Linked DNA regions of Mus musculus: region 2 is linked to region 1. Evidence: chromatin loops called from intact Hi-C (ENCODE). Cell type or tissue: gastrocnemius. All regions are shown on one strand. Each heading gives the region's core, and the rest is flanking DNA. Links, peaks and the distances in the headings are about the cores only. Region 1 holds the start of Wfdc1 (WAP four-disulfide core domain 1). Region 2 holds the start of Mbtps1 (membrane-bound transcription factor peptidase, site 1).

The links. Peaks named below come from ENCODE experiments on the same cell type or tissue, not always from the same donor. Only the 100,000 strongest peaks of a DNase experiment are listed, where the experiment ranks them.
Region 2: a loop joins it to region 1, with 2.3 times the contacts of the local background. A loop is called at or near these places in 2 of 42 quality-filtered maps.

Annotation. Positions count from the first base shown.
Region 1 is chr8:119,663,351-119,674,396 of GRCm38, reverse strand. Wfdc1 (WAP four-disulfide core domain 1) reads right to left here and starts at 8,032. Exons shown (of 7, transcript NM_023395.2): 1 at 7,737-8,032. The coding sequence starts at 7,856. Gm32352 (a long non-coding RNA gene) reads left to right here and starts at 3,461. Exons shown (of 4, transcript XR_388091.3): 1 at 3,461-3,749; 2 at 10,077-10,303; 3 at 10,452-10,541. In gastrocnemius, for the core only: a CTCF peak has its summit at 4,903 (motif pointing left); DNase peaks (open chromatin) are centred at 3,601 and 8,903; H3K4me3 peaks cover 6,030 bases; H3K27ac peaks cover 7,898 bases.
Region 2 is chr8:119,553,337-119,564,382 of GRCm38, reverse strand. Mbtps1 (membrane-bound transcription factor peptidase, site 1) reads left to right here and starts at 5,622. Exons shown (of 23, transcript NM_001167910.1): 1 at 5,622-5,737. Hsdl1 (hydroxysteroid dehydrogenase like 1) reads left to right here. Exons shown (of 5, transcript NM_175185.5): 5 at 246-2,405. The coding sequence ends at 344. In gastrocnemius, for the core only: a CTCF peak has its summit at 5,419; DNase peaks (open chromatin) are centred at 5,025, 5,557, 5,868 and 6,931; H3K4me3 peaks cover 2,177 bases; H3K27ac peaks cover 2,561 bases.

The DNA.
Region 1 (11,046 bases), core at 1,734-9,733:
ATCCACTCCCTCATTCCTCCCTGCCTCTCCCACACACATCACTCACAGGGAGTCATTGGCTGGGCGCTCCCAACACTGTGAGCTGTGGTGTGATGCTAAGAAGCCTGCAGGGACGGTGAGATGGCTCCATGGTTAGAGTACTAGCTGCTCTGACAGCGGACCAGGGTTCAACTCCCAGCACCCACGTGGTGGCTCACACGTGTTTGGGACTCCAGTTGCAGGGGAACTGATGCCCTCTACTGGCTTCTATAGGCACTGCATGCATGTGGTGCACAGGCATGCATATAGGCAAAACATCCATAGACACAAAAACAAACAACATCTTAAAAAAGAAAAGAAAGCCAGGCAGTGGTGGCGCACGCCTTTAATCCCAGCACTTGGGAGGCAGAGGCAGGCGGATTTCTGAGTTCGAGGCCAGCCTGGTCTACAAAGTGAGTTCCAGGACAGCCAGGACTATACAGAGAAACCCTGCCTAGAGAAAAAAAGGAAGGAACTAAGGAAGGGAAGGGAAGGGAAGGGAAGGGAAGGGAAGGGAAGGGAAGGGAAGGGAAGGGAAGGGAAGGGAAAATGTGTTCCTGGTCCCAGGAGTGCTGGCCTAGTGGGCACAGAGGATGTTCAGAGACAGAACAGCATTTAGTGGAAACATGACAACCTCTCTATGGCAGGGCTCTTAGGTGATGTGGGGGAGGGGCACTGGGAACAGGCGCCTAGCACCGAGACAGACTTCCTCCCTTGTACCACTCTCTGACAACTGCTATGTGGCCTTGTCTCTCTCAGCTAGGTTCTCTTGCTGGCCCTGTCACACAGTGTGGAACCTGAGGCACATGGCAGGAAGTCCCAGGCTCAGAACTTGAGCCACCTGGTTTCATGGTTGAGGTCTGAAGCAATACTTGTCAGCTCTTACCCTACTCAGGCGCCTGCAACATACTCCTCTGAGGGTGTTATTAGCCCACTTTGCAGATGAGGACAAAGTCACAGGACTAGCTCTCCAGAGACAGAGGCAAATTGGCTCTCTCTGACTCCTCCAGAGCCTTTCTGTCCTGGAGCCTGGCCCTAAGGGCCCCTCCTTGCACACTCCCCAGCTTCCATTATCCTGGGGAACAGCCCCAGTTCAGGGCAAAACTATCTGCCACCCTCACCCAGGTACATTCTAGAAACAGCTCATTCCGACGCTGCCTGTGGCCATAGCCCACCCTTCTCTCCAGCCTACATTGCCACGGGAAAAGACATAAGAGCACAGCCAACCCCTCACAGAAGCCAGCCAGGCTGACAACATTCTTCATGACGCACCCTGTGATGTCTGCCCTGGCTTTACACCCCTACTAGGGACTTTATCTTAAGTGTGACCCCTGAACACCTGTCTGACGGATCCTCTGGGTACTGCTCAGACATCTCTCTTCCTCGTGCCAGACCTGAGTAGAGCAATCCTTCTAAGTTCCTCCACCTGGTGGCTGTTCTCCTCCTCAGAGAGAGAGTCTGACACCGGTGTAGATCCACAAAGCCCCGTTTCGTTTTGGTTGCTGCATCTACAGCACATGGGTCAAGGATTCATCTTCACTGGGCATGGGAGGGGAGGGTCCGCAGGTTCAAGTTCATTGTCCTAGAACAGCCAGAGAAGGCTGGATGGGTGAGTAAAGGGACATCTGCAGTTCAGAATGTCACATGGGCCTTGGGGGAAGGACGAGAACCAGCCATGTCCACAAATCTGCCACAAGTGGCCACACACAGATCATGTGCAGGGTGGATCCACCACACATACAAGGAAACCCAGAGATGGAGTCCTTCGGTGGTTGCTGGGAGAATGGAAGCCAGTGCTTACTGGGTAAGGGTCTCCTTTGTGGGGAGGGAAGGAAGTGCTTTGGGAGCAGAGAGACAGACAGGCAGACAGACACACACACACACACATATAGTTACACATAGAGATCTATACAGTTACACACAAATACACACAGATACACACACAAAACACAGAGACAGAGTCATAGACACACACAGAGACAGACACACACAGATATATACATACAGATATACACCCAGAGAGATACCAATAACACAGACACACAGATATACACAGAGAGACAGACAACACACACACGAAACAGACAGACACCGAGACACACACAGAGACAGACAGGCAGACATACAATGAGACAGATAGACAGGCAGGCAGGCAGAAACACACACACACTTACACACAGATATACACAGAGAGACAGACAGACAGACACACAGATACACTCACAGACAACACACACAAAAAACACACAGAAACAGACAGACACAGAGACACACAATGAGACAGATAGACAGGCAGGCAGGCAGGCAGAAACACACACGCACTTACACACAGATATACACACAAAACACAGACAGTTATACACAGAGAGACAGACAGACACACACACAGATAGACACACACAGATACACTCACAGACAACATACACACAAAACACAGACACAGAAACAGACAGACACAGAGACACACACAGACACAGACACACACATACATAGACACACACACACATACACACCAATGTTTTATCTTGGGCTAGGGTTGCAGCCGAGTGGGTAGAATGCTTTCCTGGAATGCATAGGGATCAGGGTTCAATCCCCAGCCCGTGGTGCACACGCCTACAACCCCAGCACTCAGGATGTAGAGACAGGAAGATGGGATGTTTAAGGCCATCCTCACCTACAGATTGAGTCCAGCCTGGGCTATATGACATCTTGGATTTTTTTTTAATTAAAAAGGTAAAATTGGTAAAATTTCTATAAAAAGTCTTAAGTCATACACAATTCAACTCAATTTAAACATTTTTAAGCAATATGAATAAAAATAAATACTTGTGCTGAGCGGTGGTGGCACACGAGTTTAATCCTAGCACTTGGGAGGCAGAGACAGGTGGATTTCTGAGTTTGAGGCTAGCCTGGTCTACAAAGTGAGTTCCAGGACAGCCAGGGCTATACAGAGAAACCCTGTCTCGAAAAAAACCAAAAAACCAAAAAGCAAAAACAAAAACAAAAAAACCTTGTACTGTGGGCGGGGCTCAGGAAAAAGTGTTGGTTCACACGGACAAGTGGTGTGTGGAGGACTGCATGTGGACTGCCCTCAAGCATCCAGCTCTGAACTGTCTGGATTCTTCTGAGGGTAAATATCAGAAAGAACTGGGGAGCGACCCCTCCATCTGAAGAGCTAGCACCCCACCTGTGAAGCTGCCCTCACCCCACATCTCCCTGACATTCACCACGCCTTCATTCCACAGGAAAGCTTTGCCCTTCTTTGGAATGTTCTAGAGACTTCATGGCTAGACCAATAAAAATGTCCTCCAGGACTGGTGTGCCTGGTGGAGAAAGAAAGCCAGCTTTCCTTCCAAGCCCCACTTGCCCTTCCTCTGGAATTTGGACGTCAGAAATCTAAAAATAGGCATCTCCCTGGCCCGCAGGGCTGGGGTTCCGTGTGAGGATGCGCCAGCCCTCCACGGCAGGTCACGGGGACAGAACTCAGGAGAGGCTTGGGCCCTTCCCAGGGGAGCTCGGAAGAGCAGAAACTTCAGCTCGGGCAGTGTTGCCATCAAGTGCTCATAGGAAGCCCCTCTAGACCTTTCTGAGCTCGCCTCTGCCCTGGGGAATGTAGACACCCTCTGCCTGCGCCTATGCACTTCAGGCTCTCAGTCAGATCCGAGTCTGGCCCAGTTCCAGACATGAGCAGACCCACGCCTGATATGACGCAAGGGAGACCCACCCCTAGGGTAAGCCCTCTGCATCTTTTGTCTCCTATGAAAGCAGCTGGTGAGAAAGTAAACAAATCTTGCTGATAAGAACAACGGGAGCAAAGAATACAAAGATATCACGGAAGCAAGTGTGGGAGGTGGGGCTCTAGGAGAGAGGAGAGGCCCAGATGACGCACCCATGCAGGTAGGGGAGGTTCTACAGTAATGGGCTGGGAGGGGGGTCATCACCCACAGCTGCTATGGGCCCCACCCATAATATCTATGACATACATTCAAACACATGTACATGAGTGTGTGCTTGCATGCATGCACATACACACACATACACATGTATACACACACATACACACACACACATGTATACACATGCATACACACGCATACACACACACAGGCCCCACCAATAATATCTATGTGTACATCCCTACACATACATTCAAACACATGTACATGTGGTGCATGAGTGCACACACACACATACACACATACACACATACACAACACATACACACATACACAACACATACACACATACACACATACACAACACATACACACATACACAACACATACACACATACACACATACACAACACATACACACATACGCCTGGTCTTTATCTGTGTATAGATGTTTTGCCTACACGTATGTCTGAAACACAGTGTTCCTGATGCCTGCAGACGTCAGAGGTGTCAGGTTCACGTGGAGTACCTGCTGCTGTGTCTATACTGCCGAGGAGGGAAGCTCAGACAGATGTCAACCCTAGGCGTTCTTCGGGGTCTCACTTGGAAAGACATGGTTGGCGTTCCTGTCTGACCCCTACTGGGAGTCGCTCAAATGAACCCGCCTTGATCTGGGAAAACTCCAGTCCCCAATACAAGCTGCTCCCTTGAAGGAGCTCAGAGGCGGGATGGACCATGGAAGGGAGGTAGGCAGCATAGCCCAGCAGGTTTTAATCATTGTCTCACTTCTGTGGCCAGGGCTGTCCATCCTAGTGTGGCTGAGTCCAGGCCACCAGCACAAGGACAGGAGAAATAAACAGTATGGCCTCGTGACCCACCCCAAGTCCACAGATAAAGATCTCAGGGGCAGTAATAAACCAGCCAAGTCCTCAGTGCTATGTCTGTGCAGAGCGCCCCCTCCCGGCCGGGAGCTAGCGGGCACTCTAGCCGAACACCTAAGCCGACCAACCGGCAGAGGGAGAGGTTTGTTTGGGCTCAGGATTTCCGAGGGCTCCCTCTGGATGTCAGCTCACTGCTTTTGGAGAACATCTCGGAGAGGGGATGAGGGAGCGGAGCCAGGAAGTGGGGAGACAGCAGAGAGGAAGGGGCGGGTACAGATCCCTTCAAAAGCTTGCCCCCAGCAAGTTATTTCTTCTACCAGGCCCCACCCCCTCATGTTCTCAGGGTAACCTGGTCTCATCTTGACTCTCCATCCAGATGTTAGGGGACTAACGCATCCAGTCCCAGGACTGTGACCTGTCAATCACCTTCCTCAGGCCCCTCCTCTCAACACTACCATGTTAGGGACCAGATCTTCATCAACACATGTGTCTTTAGAGAATATTTCAGACCAGAAATAATAATAATGGATAATGAATTATCCATTGTAGACATACTGGATTTAACTTTTAACTGTGATTCTGAAAAAACAAAACAAAACAAACAAACAAAAAACAACAACAAAACTGCTTCCCTTAAGGCTAAGCCTGCTCCCGGATACCTGCAGAAGGGGTCCCCAGGCCACAGCCATCAAGAGCTCAGCACCAAGTTGTGTGAGGGGGTCGAGGCTGTGGCCATATCTTGCCTCAGTGCATGTGGGCTGCCATCTCTTCTGGCTACCCAGTTAAAGGTCCCTCTGAGGCCCAGAGAGGACGGCGAGTGGCCCAAGGCTGCACAGCAATTAAGAGGCAGATGCACAAGGACCCATAAAACTCTTGAGTCACACACAGCCTGGCCTTCCCCAGGGCGGGGCATGTCCCCCAACACACACACACACACTCTTTCTTTCCTCTGGCACGCACAGCAGCAGTCTGAACACCAGGGAGGGGCCAATTCTGCAGATAATGCAAAGCCCGGGGATTGTGTCCCATGGCAGCACGAGGTACAAAGAACCTGGACCTGGGAAAAGCAGCAAAGTCCCTTTCCTTGCAGCCTGCCCTTTCCCGCTGGCCTGCGCCGCCCCACCCCCACCCCTCTCATCTCTAGTTAGACTCTGGCGTTGGAGCCTTCAAAGGATGTCCTTCTTTCTCTGGATTCTTAATCCTTAGCCTCCCTTCAGGACAACCACCTCTTCCAGGAAGCCTTTGGTGATTCCATGTCCCACGTGAAGTCTGACTCCTCCTCCCGTGGCTCCCTGTCTCTTCCCTAGAGCATCCAGCCAGGGTGTTCATCTTGAACCCAGATCAGCCTCAGTTCACATTGGTTTCCCACCTCCCTGCTTCCTGATCTGGCAAACTCATATTCACCCTTCAAAGCCCCAGGCCAAATGTCTCCAACCTTAGAAGGCTCTCCCTGCAGCTCCAGGGCAGGGCTGAACATGCTGCTCATCACATTTGTGTTCCTGCATTCATGAGAGTGCTCCTGGTGCTGACTCCGATGGCAGGAACCTGCCAGGGTCTACAGCAGCCCCGGGGAACCAGAATTCCTCCCAGGAGGCATGGGCTGGCATTGGACTAGAAGCCTGTGAGACACACTGGCTACTCTGAGTGCTGAGTGCTTTCTGTGTCTGCACAAGTGTACAGTGTCCCTGCAGGCATGCTGCCTCCCTGACTGGAGACCCCCCCACCCCCGGAGGGTGCCCACCTTACACCCACCCCAACGCTTCCCTCATTATCTGTCTCCCCACTGCTCAAAAGCTAACACACCCTGGCTTCCTTCCTCTCATTCACTCTCTGCTGTCCACACTGCTGTGTAGACACCCCAGGAGGGGAACCGGCAGACAAGTCTCCCATCCAGGACAGTGTCATCAAAACACCAACACCAGGGATGGGGGAGATGTCCCCCAGTGGATAATATGCCCTCTGAGTAGGTCTGAGGCTCAAGTTCCAATACCCAGAATGGATGTAAAAGCTGGCAGAAGTGGCAGCCACTTGTGGCCCACGGGCTCGGGAGGGAGGTGGGATGCCCGGGCCAAGCTGTCCAGGTAGACTAGCCCTAGGGAACTCTGAGTTCAGTGGGAGACCGTCTGTCAGTAAAGGAAATCAAATGAACAAGGTAGATGGCTGATACCAATTGCCAGCCTCCACAGGCCCAAGCACACACGAGTATGTGCCCACATAAGCACTGCACACATCTGTAAACACATACACATGCGTGTCACACACCACATCAACTCCCCCCCCCCCCACATATTTACTGAGAGGAATGCATCACTCTGTCTTCCACAGAGCACATTGTTGGTGTCCAGAGAGGTCAGACAACTTGCTTGAAGTCACACAGCCAAAGACAAGCCCAACTTAGGACTCAGCCATAGGGTCCCACTGTGCCTGCCCCCCCTCCCCCCGTTGACATTCTGCTCAGAACCTTCCTAGGTATCGATGTCATTTGTCCCCAGGCAGCCTGACTCACCCTCGAGGGGGAGAGCGGGTCTCCTCATCCTGTACCTGCAGGGGGTCATATAGATTTTTGCCCAGCCTGCTTCCCACTAAGTGTCTCTTGCCCGAATGAGGCACTGTGGCCAGGCTTCAGACACTGGAGGGGACCAAATGCTCACGTCTGTGCCCTCAGACCCTTTCATTAGACTCTGCTTTCCAGGAAGAAGCAGAGATGCTTTCCCTTAAGCTTCAAAGGCAAGATCTCCACATGGGGGGTGGACCTGTTTCTTGCCTCCCTGCTGGCAGCAATGGGCTCTCAGGAAGGCAGAGCCTTGTCTGCCCACCACCCGCTACAGCTCCAATACAGGAGATTCCCACCACGATAAGAAACCATAGACAGCATCTAGGGACTTCTGTCCCCTGGGCCACCTCCCATCACAGAGGCCCCTCCACCCCTCCTGGCACTTACTCGGGACTTCTCGGCCAGCCTGGCCGGCAGCATTGCCTCCCAAGTGCCCTGGGCAGAACTGGAGCCCAGTAGCAACAGGAAACTCAGAGCCCGAAGGACTTTTCTGCCGCAGTTACCCATCCCGAGGCTGGTGGCAGGGTTTCCTTCTGCACGAGTGACCTCCTCCGCAGGCCGGGGAGAGGAGGCAAGAGGGGTTAAGAGGGAGGAGGGACCATAGCCTGGGTGGGGCCTGAGAGAGCAACAGAACTTTGCCTGCTGCAGCCTTGGTCCTCCACACAGGGTCCCTGGGATCTTGTGCCCTCAGCCAGCACCTGTGCCCTGGGTAGTGGTTGGTTCTCCAGGTTATTTTTAGTCCACCCTGTGGCTCCAGTGACTAGAGTGACTGTAAGCTGGGCAGCTCAGATGCCGGGCAGAGGGAGGAAGGGGCACCAGCCAAGACGTGGCCGGGAGGGACCTGCCACTCCCCTGTAACTATTGAGCTGCTGTGGCGGCCTCCTCGGCCTCCAGTTAGGATGGGCTGTGCTGCTCTCAGCGCTGCCTGTGACTGTCTGCCCCAGGAACTGGGTTTGGGGGTGCTATAGGGAGGGGACAGGGGGCCGCAGGAGCCTGTGGCCCTGGTGTGGGGAAGCAGACCCCTCCCTTGTCTCTGAGTCCCTGCTTTGATGTGACTCTGGGGGAGAGTGGCATTGCACAGGAAAGCATCCTCTGCACTGAGGGTTGCTGCGGGAACCAAGCACCTTGCCTGTCCCCAACAGGTTGTCCCCAACAGCATGCAGAGGTGGCTGCTGTGTGGATCCCCATTTTTCTTAAAGGGGGACACAGAGATGGAAAGAGGTTTCACGCTTGCTCTCACATCAGACAACAGTGTGAGGTGGAGCAGCTAGCTCAGGCCCAGAGGATGGTATGAACGGCTCCACTGGAGAAGGTGGGATTGGCTTTCCCTGCAGCCCCAGTGGTATTTGCCGAGGGGGCTCCGAGGCACACCCTGTGAGGCTGGGTGGCACGGGCAGAATGGGCACCCAGGAAGGTAGGTCTGTCTTCCCACCCACCACCAGGAGCACCCGGGTCCTGGGGCTCTGACAGCAGTTCCCAGCCCCCATGCTCGTCTCCACATGTGCCTACATTACATTCTTGGACAGCAGGCTCTTGGCCCAGTTCCTGGGTCTCTCCGTGGGTGGCCTGGCTTCTGCCTGAGCTGGGCTGATGGTCTGTGAAGCCCTTCTGACCTCCCTCTGCCTTCACTGCACCAGGTCTCCTAGTTCCCCACCAGGAAGGCTCTTCTGCCTGGCAGGGCCCTAGCACGGCCTTGGATTTCTGCCGGGACTGCTTTCCCAGTATGGCTCCTGATAGAGGCTCTCATGTGGTGGCCACCATTGGGTGCATCTGTACTGATTGGAGCGCTGAGCCCCACCCCTGCCTCCCACCCCTCCTCTTCTGAACTAGACAGTCTGCTCTACCTGGTGGATTGTTCTTGTTCTTGTAGCACCCCCCCCCCCGCCATGCTCCATCCCTGGAGTCACAGATTCATAAGACTGTGCTCATGCGCAGTAGGTGAATACAGTTGACCATGTTGTGCCTGATGTAGGATCATCTGGGGTCCCCGTCCTACATTTTGGTACTTGTGGCATCTAACACGTAGTCATAGGATCACTAAACATGCGCCATGTAGCAGCTCTGAGTGAGGACTGTTTACGTGTAAAGCAGACATCATGTACAGAACACACACATGCGTTGGTGGAGGTCAGAGGTCAACCTCCCTCACATTCCTCAGGCACCGACCATTCTCTTTGGTTTCCTCAGATACTTTCTCACTGGCTGAGACTTCTCTAAGATGGCTGGGCTGGCCGGCCAGTGAACATGAGGGACCCTTCTGTCTTGGTCTCCTCAGAGCTGGGGTTACAGACACACACTCCCACACCTGCCTTTTTGTGTGTGTCCTGGGGAATCAGGCTCAGGTCTCTGCCTGCGTGGGAAGTGTTTCACCAACCAAGCCAATCACTTCAACTCCCACAGTGACCCCAAAGAACTCTCAAAATTGGTAGAAAGCAGGGGTGTGTCCTTGACATCTGACCGTGCATGCATTGAAAACTGCTCCTGGATCAAACGGAACCATGAGGGTATCTGACATCCTCTCCCCGCATTTCCTTGTTTGGTCACACGGCTACTAGGACATTCAGTCATTGCTCTGTGACATCTGATGAACCCCTGATACTTGCCTATCTCACTGGGAAGCCGCCCATGTGGCTCCATCCTCCACATCAGGCCCCTAGTTTGGAACTCTAAGAGACAGAATGCACTCAGTAGTTTCTAATGACAAGCTGTCTGTGTGTATCCACCCAGCATTTGGAAATTAAAGAGGAGCAAAGCAAAGCTTTGGGATCCCTCTCTACCCACCGGCAACATCTGGAGTTGAACCCTGGCGTGGTGAGGAAGCTGACACGGGTCACCATAAGCTGCTTAACACATGAGCATTTACCACACTGAGGAGAGAAGGTCGGAACCCTGCCGGAGACAAAGACATGGGTCTGCATCTCCTCCAGCTGCTCCCAGAACCTGGCCTGGACCCAGTGAGTATTTGTTGCTGATGGGGTAAGCTTAATCTTCTTAACTGCCAAGATTCTTCCTCATCCTCGGATTTAGTGAGGGATGGCCCCCCAAACTAGTTCTGCAGTCTAAAGTCCCAAGATGTGACTAAGTCAACATTCTCTCCCCTAGATAACACTGAAGGTCCATGCATACATTAGGCGCTTGGGTTGAGATGCCAGGAGCCTCCGAAATGTGACACACAGTCAACTCTTCACCGTGGTAAGTTACAAAAGGACCCTGCAGAGTCTTCGGGACAAGAAGGGCAACCGCTCAGGGTACTGAGCCACACTGGGTACTTTGTGTGGAAGGAAAATGGCCCAAGAAACAAACAGAACAAATCCGCCTGGGGAGCCAGCACCTCTTTTGATCAGGGACTTGACGTGGCCTCAGGATGACAGCCACCGGATGCTCCCAGCAGGGCCCTAGGTCCCACCATGAGGTCAGGTCCAGCCCTCTTCCCAGTTTCCTGCCGAGACTCAGAACTCGAGGTCCCACCTTCAGAGGGCCTTTCCAGTTTATGTGACCCAGGCAACCTGAACTTTCCCCCAGCCCAGTGGGATGTCCTCCTGCGAAGTCTCCGACCGTTGGCATGCCTTCCCGAAGACTGTGAATCCTGGAGAATGTCTCTCTGCCAAGGGCTTCCCTCCCTCAGGGGAGAGAGAGAGAGAGAGAGAGAGAGAGAGAAATAGAAACTTTAAAATGTAAAGAGTGCTGTGCCTGGGGA
Region 2 (11,046 bases), core at 1,405-9,404, 110 kb after region 1:
CGGCTACCTTGGAGCAAGTGCAACCTGAACAGATTGTCCTCAGGGTACAGACATGAGGCACTGGGGCTTCAAAGGCACACTCCTGAGGGAGGATTCCTTCAACGCATCCTTTCCATCAGTTTTGGCTGCACTTCCTGATGAGAGCTAAGGGTGCCCAGAGCACCCCACACTGATCTGCACCTGTTGTTTCTTCGGCTCTCATGGCTCGGGACTCTAACCACATCTCCTTTGTCTCTCATTTGTAGTTCCTCTTCGCACAGTATATGCCCGAGTGGCTCTGGGTGTGGGGTGCAAACCTCCTCAACCGCTCCTTACGGAAAGAGGCCTTATCCTGCCAAGCCTGAGCCAGGAGGCTGGGGAGAAGCTTGGTTAAGCCACGGTCACCTACGGTTTCTGGCGTTTGGAAGAACACATTCACTCCACCTGTGTATCGTCTCCTACCAAGTCCCTAGTGCATCGCCATCCTTCATGAGGCCGACTGTTACGTCTGTGAGCAAACCTCAGGGACCACATGGTTGGCCCAGGGCGCATGGCCATGAAGCCTGAGGACAGAACGGGCTGCTTCCTCAACACTTGGAGCGTGACCAGCTCGCTCCTGTATTGTCCGTCTTGTGCTGGTCTTTTTCTTTTTCTTTCTTTCTTTTTTTTTTTTTTTTGAGAAGTCACCTGTTTTCCTTTTACAGGTGACTGATTATAGTATTGGCTTTCAAGATGTTCCTCAGGCTGGGCGTGGGGGCTCACGCCTTTAATGCCAGCACTTGGGAGCTTGAGACAGGCCTGGGCTACATAGTGAGTTCCAGGCCAGCCAGGGACATGCAGTTAAACCTGTCCTTGAAAAAAAAATTAATGTTCATCAGGAAGACAACAGAAAAGTGTTATTTTCAAACTGTGAACTGGGAGTGCAGGTGTTAACAGTAGACATGTGTCATGCTGCATAGCTCCATGGGGGGTGTCTGTGTGTACACACTGCCTTTCCCTAAGGTCCCTTAGAACCATGTGTGTGCTGTGTGTCTGGGTGAAGTTATCGATAAGACTTTACAGTAGACTCTGCCAAGACGAGGTTATGAGGGAGCCCTTCCCAGAGTAAACGCCTGGGCTACTCCCTTTCATGTGCTGAAAGACTTTCAGGCTCTACGCTGTGTGGGCTTGCCATGTCCTACGACATTGTTTCTTTGAGTACTTTTGTCTTTCCCACTCTGTAGGTGGGTTTTGTTGCTAGGCTGGGACACATAATAGGTTGTCTTTGGATGTACCTAAGTGGTGGTTCCTCACTGAGTCCGTGTTCTATCTGACCCCCTTCAGAGCTTGTTAGAGCTGGCTTTCATACACTTTTCTATGTAATCCAATTTCTCCCCAGGAGCGTTGTTGATAAAATCATCACGTGTTTGTGGAATAGTGGTTGAAATATGGGCAGCTTTTGTGCGTGGTATAAGGTAGTTATTGAAGTGATGTTAGCTCGTTTTTAGCCTGTGTGATGAATGTGTACATTGTAGGGAATGCTTTTATTAGCGTGAGGGTCCTTTACGTATATCCCACAATATGGGGGCACACTGAAACTTAGTGGCTTTCGTTGGTTTATAAAACCAACCTCTTGGGAGGGTCTCATACCCAGCACGTGGAAGCTTGGAAGTCATGGCAGCTTGTGCAGAGTGGAGGATGTGGCGTTGCCCCTTGTGGTGCTGCGCTGTGCCTGGGAAGTGAGAATGAGCGGCACGCTGGGACTTGGATGGAGTTGCTTTAGTGACATCCCATCACCTGTAGGCCCAAGTGCACTTTGCCCAGGACATCAGATGTGCCATTTTAAGTTGTGACTCAGATCTAGATCAGTGTCTTCATGTCCTCAGATCATGGGCAGACTACCATGCTTGGAGACAGAGGAGGAGGAGCCTCGGCGGGGACGGCTACCTTACTGCTGAGAACCTTCGTGCATGTGATAGGCGGCAGTACCTCCACCTGAGACCTAATCACGCATGGTGATTAGGGAGGAAGGCAGGAGACTGAGGGGTTCAAGGCCAGCATGGGCTATATAGTGAAACTCTGGTTCAGGAAACAAAAACAGCAGCAGAGACGCACTGTCCGCTCTGTGTAAGGTCCTGTGGCCCAGTATTCAGACTTGTCTATCAAGTGCGGAGTCCTTGCTCCATGATGAGGAGTCAGTGATGTTCTCTCAGCAGGACTCAGCTAGAACTCGGAGCACAGTGATCCGTGGCTGCAGCAGAAGACTCGAATCAGGCACCTTTAGGCTTCCTAGCTCTCATAGGCAGACCCTCTCTGCTGAGCTAGTCTGCCTGCCCACTGTGGACATGGCTTTTTACCAAGGAAGGAGGAACTCGGAACCTTTGTAACTCATCCTGTGAATCAGAACGTAACAATAAAAGCATCACTGTTTCCTTCAGGTCCCGCCACCAGAGGGTCTTTTTCTTTCTTTCTTTTTTCCCTACAGATATTATGAGCAGAAGTTGACCAATCAACACCCATGGTTGTCATTGGTAAAACAACAGGGTGCACACCGTTGTGCCTACTGCCTACTGGGCACCCGAGTCCCTCGTCCTCTGGCTGAGTGGCTGAGGATGGGCTGTGCACTTGGTGGTGTGGATATGGAGGGACGGCTCAGCAGGAACTGCTGCAACTGTACAGCGGGTACAGAGGCCAGGTGTGGTAGGCTTTAGAGAGTGTGGATATGGAGGGACGGCTCAGCAGGAACTGCTGCAACTGTACAGCGGGTACAGAGGCCAGGTGTGGTAGGCTTTAGAGAGTGTGGATATGGTGGGACGGCTCAGCAGGAACTGCTGCAACTGTACAGCGGGTACAGAGGCCAGGTGTGGTAGGCTTTAGAGAGTGTGGATATGGAGGGACGGCTCAGCAGGAACTGCTGCAACTGTACAGCGGCGGGTACAGAGGCCAGGTGTGGTAGGCTTTAGAGAGTGTGGATATGGAGGGACGGCTCAGCAGGAACTGCTGCAACTGTACAGCGGGTACAGAGGCCAGGTGTGGTAGGCTTTAGAGAGTGTGGATATGGTGGGACGGCTCAGCAGGAACTGCTGCAACTGTACAGGGGGTACAGAGGCCAGGTGTGGTAGGCTTTAGAGAGTGAGAAGGAACGGAGTCCTTATCAGTTCTTTCCTTCTGAGGTGTGTTTCTTAGGCTAATTGTATGTATGCACGAATGTATGTATGTATGTATGCATGCATGTATGTTTGGCTGTGGGAGCTTGTACGCATGCACCACATGCATGCAGGTGCTGTTGGAACTAGAGGTACAGATGGCTATGAGCTACCATGTGGGCAGAGGGGATCAAACCTGGGTCCTCTATGAGAATAACTTGTGTTCTTCACTACTGAGTCATCATCTCTCCAGACCCCTTTTATTGGTCTATTTTTTTTTGGTATTTATTCATCTATGTGAGTGTCTGCCACATGTGCAGAAGAGAGTCAGAGATCCCTGCAGTTCCAGGTGGTCGTGAGCTACCTGAGGGAGTTCTGGGAACTGCACTTATTAGGTCTTCTGGAAGAGCAGTAAGTGCCCTTAACCACTGAACTAAACCTCTCTAGCCCCCATCAGCCATTTTCATTTTGCTTACTTCCGTGATGTAAAACCTCTCCCTGTTTGGGAACCGGAGGATTGGTGATGGTTCCTCAGTCTTGATGACCTCTGCCCTCAGCCTCTGCTCCTCTCTACCCACAGTGAGCTTGGCACAGTCCCTGACTCAGGACTGACCATGCCTCCTATGTGCTTTGAGTTTTGATGTGTTTGTGGACAGTGACAGCAAGCCTCCCTCTGGCAGCCCCGTGGTCACATGGTTACTACAGAGTTATCCCTTGATGTCTGAGGGGAGCAGTTCTGGGAGCCCCATGATCAACAAAATCTACAGATGCTTAAGTCCCCTGGATCAAACGAAATAGCATTTGTATGTGACTGCACGGGTCCTCTGTACACTGAGGTCCTCCCTATATAACACACATCGCTACAGAACCACGGTGATAAAATTCCTAAGTTTGGTTGTTTGAAGTGGGAGATTTACAACGGAAAGTAATTGCTCTAGTTATTCTGAGACAGCCCCTAGGCAGCTGTTAGCCAGGGTCAGCATGTGCGCTTGGCAGAATATTGCTCTTCCTGATACGAGAACCTGGACTTAATGAGGACCGGGATTCAATGGTGTTGTGACCCAGTACCCGCTTTGAACTTTCTAACAGAGGCATGGTCTTTGATACGGGAGTGTTCCTAATGGCCGGGGGTGTCTCCATTTGTCCTGTCCCTAATCAGTGGTGATCTTAACAGAAACCCAGAAAACCAAAACTTTAATTACATTTGTGGTAAAGCCATCTCTTTCCTACAGTCTGGTTAGTCCACTACTCAGCTCTGAGCACTCCTTTAGCTAAAGTCTACTGTATGCAGGCTTAATGGGTCCTTTATGACATCAACTTATTGCTCCCAGCTTCTCCTGAGCCAGCAAGGGTCTTCTAATTACTGGGCTTCAGGCATCTGAAGGACAGAAGACCTTGGGGAGAGTGTGGCGAATCAGCAGGGAGACATCAGGCCAAGAGCAAGATTCAAGTCTCAGGGCAGAGAGTGGGCAGGCAATGGGGTTGCCACAGCGAGTTTCCGGAATGATGGGTTATCCATAGGATTCTGGAACCTGGGAATAAATGCGGTCTATCCTTTTCAATGTGTGGGGCTACTGTCTCAGAACCGCCCTTTTAAAATCTCGTTTGTATGTCTGTGTAGGATTATGTATAGGCGTGCAGGTGCCCTCAGAGGCCAAAAACCTGATCCCTCCGAAGCTGAAGTTACAGTGAGCAGGTTCTGGGATGGAAACTTGGCTCCTATACAAGAGTACTGTCCCCTCTTACATGCACTCTTCTGACTGAACACCTGAGGGAAAACACAAGAGTGCTGCACAAGGTCCCCTCCATACCCTGACCTAAATCCTGGGTCCGGATCCCCTTTTCTTGAGTTTGCTCGGCTGGAGGTCCCAATGCAAAACCCAGTTTCCATACCAGGTTTGGCAGCCAAGGTGAGCTTATGAGCCTAGGACTCAGGGTTTGTCTCCTCCATCCTGTTTGCTTCAGTCACAGTCCCCGAGCACACTTAGGTTGTGCCAGGGCCAAGAGTGATCGATCCAGCTCAGTACTAAGGCTGAGAATGGGCCCGTTCTACAGGTGGCTAAATTGCTCAAGTGCGTTTTACCAGACGAAATTCACCTTGATCCTGTTTGTTCCAAATGGTAAATAGTTGGTGTTACAAACGTCCTGTTTCTCAAGATGCTGATGCACCCTCCTGGCAGCAGTAATAAACTGGGGCCATGGGAGTAGTTCAGGAGAACACATAGATTGGATAGGCGCCGTCCCACTTCAGCCGCGCAAAGGTGCTCGCACCCTTCCTGAGTTTCCAGGCCAGGAAACCTGGAGAAACCTAAACCACCAGGGTTCCCTATATATACCCAGAGAGGGCGATTTGGCCTCGCCCTCGGCTCCGCCCCTTCCCGACCCCTCCCCCAAGACCGCAAATGTCGCGAGAGCTCCGCACAGCCTCTCGCCTCGGTGCCGGGCCGTCAGGAGCGCGCACGCAGGTCGCGGGCGCGCAGAGCACGCCGGGCCGTCGTAACCCCCCCACGCCCCAGCGGCGTGGTCTCGCGAGACTTGCGAGTAAACATCCCCCGAATGGAGACCCGAGGCGTGTTCGCGGCGGAGCCGCCGTTCTCCCGGGTCCGCCGACCCCGAGCCTGAGGCGGACGCAGGTACGTTTGCCGGCGGCGGCCGAGAGCCGGACGCGCCCTAGGCTCAGCCGTCCGCTGCCCGCGCGGGGGCCGCCGGCTACCGCAGCTGCTTCCCCAGAAATTGGCCCGGAGCGGCGGCGGCGGCTGCGGCGGCCTGGCCTGCGCCTGCGCGCCGCGGTGCGCAAGCGCCGTTCGCCTCCGCAGGGCCCTGCGGTCGCGAGCCCCGGGGAACCGAGCTGCAGCTCAGTGCACATCGCGGCTCGGACTCGCATTTGCTGTAGGTGTTTTTGAGTGGCGCTTTGAAGGGACGGGAGGAGCACTTGAAGATTTCATTCTGGGATCAGCCTCGCTAGCAACCCCTAGGTTTGGAGGCGAATGAAAAAGCCGGACAGAGAAAAGCATAAAAATCTGCAAAACTAGTCGGGGGGGGAAAAAGTTAATATTTAAGACAAGGTCTGAGTAGCTCAAGCTGGCTTTGAACTCCTGATCCTCACGTCTCTGCCTGGCGCTGGGATTAAAGACGTACAGCGCCACACCACTTACCGTTATTTTTTAAACGCAAGACCGTGATTTCTATAAAGTGTCCTATGTATCACAGGGTCACTTGTATTAAGTGGTCCCGCCCTGTGACTTTGTGTCATCTTGCGGAGCAGTTCAGTCGGCACCACAGCCCGCTTTGAGAACCACTCCCCAGACTCCCGGTACCCTGCTGTGGTTAGAACCGATTTTTAGTCTGCTATTTTAGTCACCGATGGACCTGTCTCCTTAGGTTTGCTTTTTGGGAATAGTGGGTCAAGAGTCGCATGTGGCCTTTGGTGTCTTGTTTCCAGAATTCATCTATGTTGTTGCATAAACCAGTACCTTTTTTTATGGTTGTAGCGTAAGTCAGTATTTCATCTTTTACGGCTGAATGATAGTCCGTTGTTTAATAGCCCACAGTTACCCCTATTCATGTGGAATACCTTTTGCCAAGGTCTTATCTTGCAGTATGTGACACATTTGGCCACAGAGCTAATTTTTTGTGGACTTTTTGGTTTTTGTTTTTGTTTTGAGTGTAAGGGTGAAGTGGCTACTGGAACCTGCACTTTTGCTCATTAGGACTCTCCTGCAGTCTCTAAACACCCCTTATAACCAACAATTTGCTGTTACTATCTAAAAAGTGATGCGGTGTTGGCAGGCCTCCCCCTCGCCCCTCGGGAATGAAGGAGCATGTTTTCTGGTCAGATCTTGTTCATTCTTGGTGCTGTCATATGCTTTATTCTCTGACTCAGTTCTCTCTCCGATGGTCGGCAATCTTTGGACTAGGAGGACCAAAAGGGAAGTCTGTGTGTGTGTGTGTGTGTGTGTGTGTGTGTGTGTGCGCGCGCTTCCTTGATCACACTCCACCTGATTTTTTTTTTTTTTTTTTTTGAGACAGGGACTCAGTGATTCTGGAGCCTCTGATTGAGTGAGACTAAGGGGCCACTGTGTCCCAGGGGCAGTCTACCTCAGCTTTCTGTGTGAGTTTTGGGGACTTAATTCAAGTCCTCGTGCTCCATGGATCATCTTCCCAGCTCCTCTAAGGAATCTCTTCAGTGATTTCTTTTGAGGAGAAAGTTGTATATGATTAGCAATTTCTTTTTTTCCCTAAAGTGAGTTATGTTCATTTCAATGTTCATTGGTGCTTTGCCTGCCTGTATATGTATGTGAGGGTGTTGGGTCCCCTGGAACTGCAGTTACAGACAGTTCTAAGCTGCCACATGGGTGCAAGGGATCAAACCTGGGTCTTCTGGAAGAGCAGCCAGTGTTCTTAACTACTGAGCCATGTCTCCAGCCTCTTATTAACAACTCTTGATTGCTTTGGGGGTGGTATAGATGGGATCAGAACCCATCCATTGATCTGAAATGCTCAGGAATCTAGACTTTCCAAAGGTATTGTAGGAGGTGACCGATGAGTGGATTTTTTTCCTAGTGGTGCAGTCTGGTTTGATATGTTTTCTAAGTCCACGTATGTATGATGTATATAGGTGCACACGTGTGGAGGGCAGAGGACAACTGTGGAGTCGGTTCTCTTGTCTTTCCTTTATGAGGGTTCAAGGGGTCAAACTCAGATCATCAGGCCAGCACAGCAAGTGCCTTTACCCATAGCGCTATCTGATCGGTCCTATTGACCGTTTGACTTACTTCTCTTGTGTATATAAAGGGCTGGCCTGCATGTGTCTGCACATCTCTTGTCTGAGGAGACCAGAGCTTTGGGTACTGGGAATAGAACCCTGGTTCTCTGGAAAACCAGTAAATGCTCTTAACCACTAAATCAATGTTCCTATTAATCTTGACAGTATTTTCCCCTCATAAGGAAATGAATTTCAGCTAAAATGAGGAAAGTAAGAAGTTTGGCCCAGTCTGTGGTTGGCTGGTACCTGTTAGATATGCAGAGACTAGGAACCAAGAGCAGACTCTGCAGGGACAGACAGTAAACACCTCAGCTTCTCGGTCACACATACTGAACATCACTGGCTCATCGAGGCCTCCATACACACCTTTATTTTAAGAGAGTACCTTCTGGCACTGCTTAATTGTTAGCCTGTTAAATGGTGGGAATACAGCCAAATGTGCAGTTGAGTTTCAAAAGAGACCGTTTTCCAGCCAACGTTTAATTAAATTGGATAGGGCCCTTTCCTGGCTTAAACAGCCTTCACAGGAGTTACTTCAGTGAACTCGCTCATGAAGAGGTGGGGCATGGGAGCATAATTAGATGGCTGCGGTATGGGCATTTCCTCTCACCTGAATTAGATTTAAGAATTATATCCAAGCAAATAACTTTAGATATATTTAAATTATGCTCAGAAGTGTAATCTTGGTGGTGTTCTCTTACAATGTGCACACTGTAAAAAGGATTTCAGAGTTGAAAGAGATATTAGTTGCCCCTTGACGCTCACTCTCCTCTCTGTCACACTGTACCTGTTGCATCTGTCCCTGGGGTGCAGGTGTCTTTCCCATGCAGTATTTGATGTCAGGCTCATCTTGAGTCCCCCCATATGAGCAGTGCAGTCACCCTCAGGGAAGCCACGGGTGGAAAGGTCTTCTTTAGTAGGTATGCTTTTTATAGAAGATAACCAGGTCTTCTGCAAGGATGCCTGGGAGTTAAGTCTGATCACTACTTGGTGGATCCAGGGAAAACCTCAAGAGGCCCTGCAGGTAGAGTGGCGTCCCTGTGGAGTTTCTGGACGGGGCCATGAGGTGCTTCAGGTTCTCCTGTAGCTAGGAAGGTCACTGTAGACAGATGTGTGGGAACAACTCAGAGAGGAAGAGCTTAAGATCACTGTATACCAAAATCAGTAAGTCTGGCATGCTGATTTTTGTTGTTATTTTGTTTTTGAGACAGGGTCTCACTATGTAACTTTGATTGCCCTAGAACTCACTATGTAGACCAGGCTGGCCTTGAACTCTCAGAGATCCTCCTGCCTCTGCCTCTTGAGTGCTGGGTTTAAAAGCGTGCGCCATCATGCCTGGCTCACAGTTGATCTTTTGTGCGGCTGTCTTACCAGAAAATGTAACCTCCTCGTTAAAAATTTATTTTAAAGGATTTATTTAAAATGATAAACAATGTGATTTGTCTAATTATAAAAACAATAACGCTCTTTGTAAACTGTGAAGAAATGTAATAAAGTGGAGAGGAGGGGGCCACCCTGCTGCAGCGCTTACGCTGTTTTGTTACCTTTTAGTGTGGTTTTTCCTTGTACATAGATACAGAAACTTCATAGATTAACCTGTATTTTGCCTAATGTATGCATATTCATGATGTGCTTACAGAGGTAAGCAGAGAGTGATGGATCCCCTTGAACCTGAGTTCGGGTTGGTTGTGAACCACCATGTGGGTGCTGAGACTCAAACCTGTGTCCTACAAGAACAGCAAGTGCTCCTAATCACAGCGTCATCTCTCCAGTAGCATGGATGCGACTTTAAAAGTCAAAGCTTGCCAGCTTTAGGAGGTAGAAGGAGGTGGAGCTGAGTTTGAGGCCATCCTGGTCTACACAGCGAGATCCAGGACAGCCAGGGCTGTGTAGCAAGGCAAGACCCTGTCTCACTGAGGGGATGTGTACCTGCAAAGCTGGGACCATTCTGTGCATGAACTGATTTCTTTAATACTTCATTAGCTCATTCTCCTGTTACTAGCATAAACCGTTTTATCATTCTAGAGGTCAGAAGTCCAAAGTGAGTCTCAGAGCCAGTATTGACAGCTGGGTCTTTCTGAAGGCTCTCAGAGAGGTCCAGTTCCCTCTGTTTATAGAAGCCGCCTGTAATTCCTTGGCACCTTGATTTCTTTCTAACAAAAACCACACCCTGGCTTTTATTGTCCTAACTCTGAACCATCCCCTTAGCTGTATGGAGGCATTATAGTGATTAGAGGGTAGAGGATGCCCTCCCCAGCTTGGGGTGCTCATATCCTGCTGAGTCTTGGTATACAGTCACATCCACAGGTTCTGGGGGTCAGGATGTGGACATCTGTCAGGGACCATGATTCAGTCTTATTCGAAAAGTTTCTGCCTGGCATTCTGTAATGCAGACAAACCATAATCATTTCCCCTTCTGTCCCCTGTTATTGCATGCTTACAGAGTTTCTAACTCTTCCCCACTACAATGCTGTACTGTACATCCTTGGATGTAAATAGTGTGCTTTCAGGTTTATACATGTTGGACTGAATTCCAAGGGGCATTTTTAAAACATCAGGCTCCGTCCCTCTGAAGAATGTCACTCAGACACTGGGGTTCCCAGACAGCTTCCCCACTCAGTGACAGGGTGTAGGGGCAGCAAGGGCATTCCTCCTTTAGGCCTGTTTTCTCACCCAGTGGGGGTAGTAACAGGGATAGTGAATCCTACCTGCTACCAAGAAATGCTAAGTAAGTGTTAAGTTTTCTTCCTGCTGAAGAATCTTTTCGGTACAGTTTTAAAGGTTTTAGTACATATTGACAATTTGAGATTTGAACAAAACAAAACCATGAGAATACTTACTAGATTTGTTGAATTATTAAGTATGAGTTCTATTCTGGGTGCTCCACCTTTTTTTCCAGGAAAAAAGTTACTTGTTTTTTGTTTGTTTATAATATAAATGATGAAAGCGCTAAAGCTAATGTGAACAGAATGTTTTTAACTGAAGCCTTTCAGAAAGCATGACTGCTCTGTAGACTGGGGGTTAGATGCTCCCCCACCCCTAGTATATATCCCAGCCCACATTCACATATTCAGCCAATTGCTGATTGAAACTATTTGGGGGTGTTGATAGAGAGGGGTTAAGAGCTCTTGCTGCTCTTAGAAGGAGCCTGTGCATAGTTTCTATGGAAGTGCTGTG